Regions from separate parts of the Homo sapiens genome. Here region 2 is linked to region 1. Evidence: read pairs that join two places in POLR2A ChIA-PET (ENCODE). Cell type or tissue: B cell. All regions are shown on one strand. Links, peaks and the distances in the headings refer to the core of each region. The heading gives the core; the rest is flanking DNA.

Region 1 (2,920 bases), core at 92-2,591:
AAGAACAAGTGTATACTCCAGAGCAGGAGGCAGCTGCACTCTCATAGGCAAAGTATGATAAATACTCTTAAGTCTTGTGGGATCCAGAGAGGATAGACAATGTAGACCAGAACTAAGACTAGGACCTCCACAGTGGATTCTTAGATATTTGGGTGACACAGACTCTTACCCCTGCCTGTCTTTGGAGGACAGAGTCATTTGTACAGAAATCCCAGGTCATTTTCTTACTTGTTTATACTGAAACTTCTCTACTCTGGTCCTCTCTGTTGAGCTAGCTGCAGGCTTGGCAAAATAGATATTTGGCATCTTCCCATGTTGACTTCTTTTTCTTTTCCTGTCTCATTTTTCCACATTATTGTTTCCCTCTTTCAGCCCCAATATGTCCATTTTCTTCACATGCCCTTCTCCACCTGCCCAGGCCTCAGGCCTCCAGCCTCCCTTCCCCCTACATGCCTGTTGCACATCTGAATATGCACTGCCCAGGCAGGGACCTGCCCAACTTTCCTTCTACTCACTTTTTCCTAAAAACTAACTACCCGTATGGGCCTTCTCTTCTGGGCTTTGCTTTGCATTTTCTAAGATGAGACGAAATTTTGATAATGCATTTATTTGCTTGTCGAACATTTCCCTTTTTTCACATGGTGAAAGTGCCATGATAGGCACCACAGAGAAGGAATGTAATGAGGATCCACCTCTCCAGGAGCTCTAGGCCATCAGGAAAGGCCATCAGCGCTTATCTTTTTCTGAGAGTCTCCTAAGATTTACTTTGAAACTTAAGTTGAGTCCTAGGATTGTAAAAATTTCATGTATATTCATAATTATACACCAAGAGGGGAGAGAGTGGATGATCCTGATACCCTACATGGAGAAGGAACTTACTGTGGGGTGGAAGAAATTTACATCTCTGTTTATCCTGACCTTGAACAACCAGCTCACGGTTGGTGGGAGTAAGACATTGGAAGGTATTGTTCAATACTGTCTTGTCTAGTTCTGAGAATGCCTCAGTCATCTGCAGACAGAGCTATAAATACCAGATTTCTTTTTTTCCCATCTTTTCACAGGTGTTGAAAATATCAGACTTCTTTGGCAGATGGGAGGAGTCTTATAGGACTCAGGAATTGTCATCACTGGTGAAAAGAGATGCTTCCCCTTCTGCAATGAAAGACAGAAGTGAAAGCTGAGCTGTGAGACGTGGTGAGCGACAGGCCAGTGGGAGACAAGGCCTTGGTCTCTGCTGCCAGCAGCAGTGGGCTCTGTTGGTCTCCTCTTTTCACTAGGGGAAGTAGTGAGGGACCATAATTCTCTCTCTCTCTCTCTCTCTCTTTCTTTTTTTTTTTTTTTTTTTGAGATGGAGTCTTGCTCTGTTGCCCAGGCTGGAGTGCAGTGGCACAGTCTCGGCTCACTGCAACCCCCACCTCAAGTGATTCTCCTGCCTCAGCCTCCTAAGTAGCTGGGATTACAGGTGCCTGCCACCACATCTGGCTAATTTTTGGTATTTTTAGTAGAGATGGGGTTTCTCCATGTTGGCCAGGCTGGTCTCAAACTCCTGACCTCAGGTGATCCACCCGCCTCAGCCTCCCAAAGTGCTGGGGTTACAGGCATGGGCCACTGTGCCCCGCCTTTTTTTTTTCTTTTCTTTTATTAGTCACAGCTCACTGCAGCCTCAACCTCCTGGGCTCAAGCGGTCCTCCCACATCAACCTCCTGAGCAGCTGGGACTACAGGCATGTGCCATAATGCCTGGCTAATTTTTTGTAGAGATGGGGTTTCACCATGTTACCAGGCTGGTCTCAAACTCCTGGACTCAAGTGATCTTCCCACCTTGATCTCCCAAAGTGCTGGGATTACAGGCATGAGCCACTGCACCTGGCTTCATAATTCTCTTGAGCAGTGTAGTCATGGGGCATGTTTGGGAATAGTGGGGACCCAGTGTGGAGCTTGAACTTCTAATAACCCAGTGGTGACTGGGTGGAGAATCAGGAATCAAAGACCCGGTCGTATTGCCATTAATTGTTTCCCTGGGTTTGATGGGCACAGAAAACAAAGATTACATAAAGAAGAAAAAAACTATGGTTCTTGCTTTCGGAATCACAGTGTGATGGGGCAGTTAGGATAATTGACACACACATAACGGGAGTGAACAGAGGTGGGGCGATGGGAAAGGAGAGAAATGTTGTATGAGCAGAGTATGGCATTGGCCAACCTCAGTGATCTGAATGGGAAGAGTAATGTTGTGGCCTCCTTGGAAATCCTTTAAAGGGATGGATGGTGTTTGTTCCTCTTTGTGACATCCATGCTCTCAATATTGCTGATGACGCGATAAGGACTGAACACAAGATCTCTCAGATGGCAAGCTCCAGAGGGTACTTAATGCTATAGTCCAGTGTTTGTCAAACTTAAATGTGCACTGGAATCACCTGTACATGAGGGCTTGTTAACACACAGCTTGCTGGGCCTACCCACAGAGCTTCTGATTCAGTGGCTCCAGGGTGGGGCCCAAGAATTTGTATTTCTTTCTTTTTTGAGACAGGGTCTTGCTCTGTCGCCCAGGCTGGAGTGCAGTGGCATGATCTCAGCTCACTGTAACCTCTGCTTCCCAGGCTCAAGTGATCCCTCTCACCTCAGCCTCCCAAGTACCTGGGACTACAGATGTGTGCCACCACACCTGGCTAATTTTTGTGGGTTTTTTGTTTGTTTTTGTTTTGTGTGTGTGTGTGTGTGTGTGTGTGTTTTTGTAGAGACAGGGTTTTGCCATGTTGGCCAGGCTGGTTTCCCAAATCCTGGGCTCAAGAAATGTGCCCACCTCGACCTCTCAAAGTTCTGGGATTACAGGCGGGAGCCACCATGCCCCACCAAGAATTTGCATTTCTAACAAGTCCCCAGGTGATGACGGCCCAAGGACCACTCTTTGGGAACCACTG
Region 2 (2,920 bases), core at 311-2,810, 160 kb after region 1:
GAAAGTACTTATCAAATATATTGGAGTAAAGCCCTGTTCTCGGTTTTTGGGTCTAACAGTAGGTGAAATATTCACATTAAAATTTGTCCCTTATTGATTAAACTATCTTGTTAATTTCACTTAGCTTTTCTTCTTGGCCTTTATGATTCATCTTGCATGTTGTAATTATCTGCCTACACTTTGCCCATTTGTTATGCATGCACACGTATAACATTTTGAAGCACTTTAATCAGCTAAGCCTTCAATTTGGCATCATACAATGGAGAATATGAGTTTTTATCCATAGGAATCCTGGGTTCAGATCCATGTTCTGCCACTTATTAATGATGTGATCTGGGTCTAGTCATGTAGGAGCTGGGTTTCACTCTTTCAAGCCTACCTTTCATTAGGTTTGTTTGTTTGTTTAAGAGATGAGGGGTCTCTGTGTTTCCCAGCCTGGTCTCAAACTCCTGGCCTCCCACCTCGGCCTCCCAAAGTGCTGGAATTACAGGCATAACCCACTTTGCATAGTGGCTCATTAGGTTTTAATAATTGAAAGAGATAATGTTGTATAGGCTACTGCAGTGTTTGGCATAAAGGAGGTGTGGAGATTGGAGAATGTAGATCAGCAATCAAAACATCTATCAGGCTTAAGCGTATCATTTTTCAAACTTTTAAAAAGTTTCTCTCATACAGTTGCCATAATGATAGAGTTTATAATTGCTTGAAAAATTGTAGGAATATGAATTTGTTATTTTCCTAAAGTTTTAATAATGTCTGGTACTTAAGATATTTCTAGGAAGGTTCAAATCAGAAGACTGGTATGAATAAAAATATTTAAGCTTCCTTCTCCCCAAAAAAATCTAGATCTAAAAAGGAAGGAAATATTTTAAAATTATATTGAGCACAGATAATGCCCCAGTAGTAAAACTTCATCGGTTTGGATCCACTGACAGGGAATTTGAATGCAGTACTAATGTGTGTATCTTTGTACTGACTGTGGGTCATGTTAATTCCTTAAGGGAAAAGAGAGATTAGAAGATTAATGCCCTTTATGGACGATAAAACTGAAGGCCAGAGAGGTTGGAGTCGTATCCAAAATCACACAATTGCTGAGCTGGTACATGCTAGGATGTGGGTCTCTTGAATCCCAGTCCTGATATTTCCTTCTACCATATTCATTTAGGTAGAAATTATAGACTAATTATAAATAATTCATATATAGTCACTACACCTGTTTAAACAGTAACTCTGTTATAATATTAGGAAGTTTGATTAGACATTAATTTATGTTGTACAGTGCAAACCTCTCAAATCTAAAGTCATTGATTTCATGGCCAGGTTTTACTGAGTAGTTTTTAATGATGGTAAAAAATAGCAAGTACATCTGCATTTACTTTAACTTCTCACCAATAGTGATTTTGAAGGTTAATTAATGTTTCTGAGCAGTTTGAGAACCACTTTTATAAAGGAGCATTTGTTCATATGAAAAATAGATTTGAGAGGCCGGGCATGGTAGCCCACGCCTGTAATCCCAGCACTTTGAGAGGCCGAGGCGGGCGGATCATGAGGTCAGCAGATCGAGACCATCCTTCCTAACACGGTGAAACCCCGTCTCTACTAAAAAAACAAAAAATCAGCCGGGCATGGTGGCGGGCGCCTGCCCCAGCTACTCGGGAGGCTGAGGCAGGAGAATGCCATGAACCTGGGAGGCGGAGCTTGCAATGAGCCGAGATCGCGCCACTGCACTCCAGCCCGGGCGACAGTGCGAGACTCTGTCTCAAAAAAAAAAAGTAAAAGAAAAATATATTTGAGGTACACCTTACTTGCTGATTCCTTTGGGCTATTAGCTTTTACTTACCCTATAATAGTAAAAACTTAGATAAGCTTTAAAATTCTTTCCCATATGGTTTATAAAGTAACATGTTTACAATATAACACAACAGTATAGTTTATTAACCTAAAGTTAATAATAAGTTTGAAATTTTCTTCTTTATGTATTTACTATTTAAGTATTGAGTAAGATGATTGTGATTGTGGTAATAATAACAGCAACAAATAGCACTGACATTTATTAAGAATTTATTGTATGCTATGTACTCTATTAAGTGCTTTACATTAATTATCTTACTAATGAAAAATCTAGTGAATCACATCTCAATGAGATCATTCCTATTTTTTTATTGACAAATCATAGCTGTATATATTTATGGGGTACAATATGTTTTGACATGTATACAATGTGGTGTGATTAAATCAAACTTATTAAAGTACCGCCTTGTTACCTATTATTTTTGTGGTGAGACATGAAATTTACTCTCAGTTATTTGAAATACATACAACTATTGACTGTTGTCACCCTGGGGTGCAGTAAATCTCAAAAGTTTTTTCTCCTTTCTATCTAGAAACTTTATGCCTTTTGTTCATTCCTATTTTAATATACATTTTATAGATGAAGAAACTGAAATATAGAGGACTTTAGTGACTTTCCTGAGGTCACGTAGCTCGTAAGTTATTCAACCATTTTTTTAGTCTAGGTGACCCAACTATAGAACCTAAGTTTTCTGTTTGTGTGTATTAAGTCACCGTTGTAGGGTACAAAGGCAGCCTCACAGGAAAGAGTGATCCTACCAAGGGCTGTCTTTATCATCACTCCCCGTGTTCTCTCACTGTACCCTCCTAATAAAAAAAAAGGCATTAATTATTAGAACCACTGTTAGCAGAAAGATGCTTACAGTTAGGCCTGTACCTTTAGGTTTTCTAGGTCGCATTCATTCTTCAAGACCCAGCTCAGTTTCCATTTACAGTATTTCACAGTCTTAACATTTCTTCCAGTTTTTCCCTTTTCTGAGTTCTTATAGCAGTGCAATGTTTATTTTATACCTTCATTGACTTGCTTTTATATGTCTTATCTTTCCTAGAATTGTAATGTTGGACAAGA

What was found. Peaks named below come from ENCODE experiments on the same cell type or tissue, not always from the same donor. Only the 100,000 strongest peaks of a DNase experiment are listed, where the experiment ranks them.
Region 2: POLR2A ChIA-PET joins it to region 1 with 6 read pairs; 6 of 35 experiments call an interaction of 5 or more read pairs at or near these places.

Annotation. Positions count from the first base shown.
Region 1 is chr2:55,149,344-55,152,263 of GRCh38, reverse strand. No RefSeq gene overlaps it. Among named protein-coding and RNA genes, the nearest start is that of CLHC1, 81 kb to the left of the region's middle. RefSeq lists an enhancer at 1,279-1,328. In B cell, for the core only: no CTCF peak of the experiment used is centred there; a DNase peak (open chromatin) is centred at 1,203; H3K27ac peaks cover 895 bases.
Region 2 is chr2:54,989,645-54,992,564 of GRCh38, reverse strand. The region is part of intron 3 of RTN4 (reticulon 4); the gene reads left to right. Among named protein-coding and RNA genes, the nearest start is that of RTN4, 59 kb to the left of the region's middle. In B cell, for the core only: no CTCF peak of the experiment used is centred there; no DNase peak of the experiment used is centred there.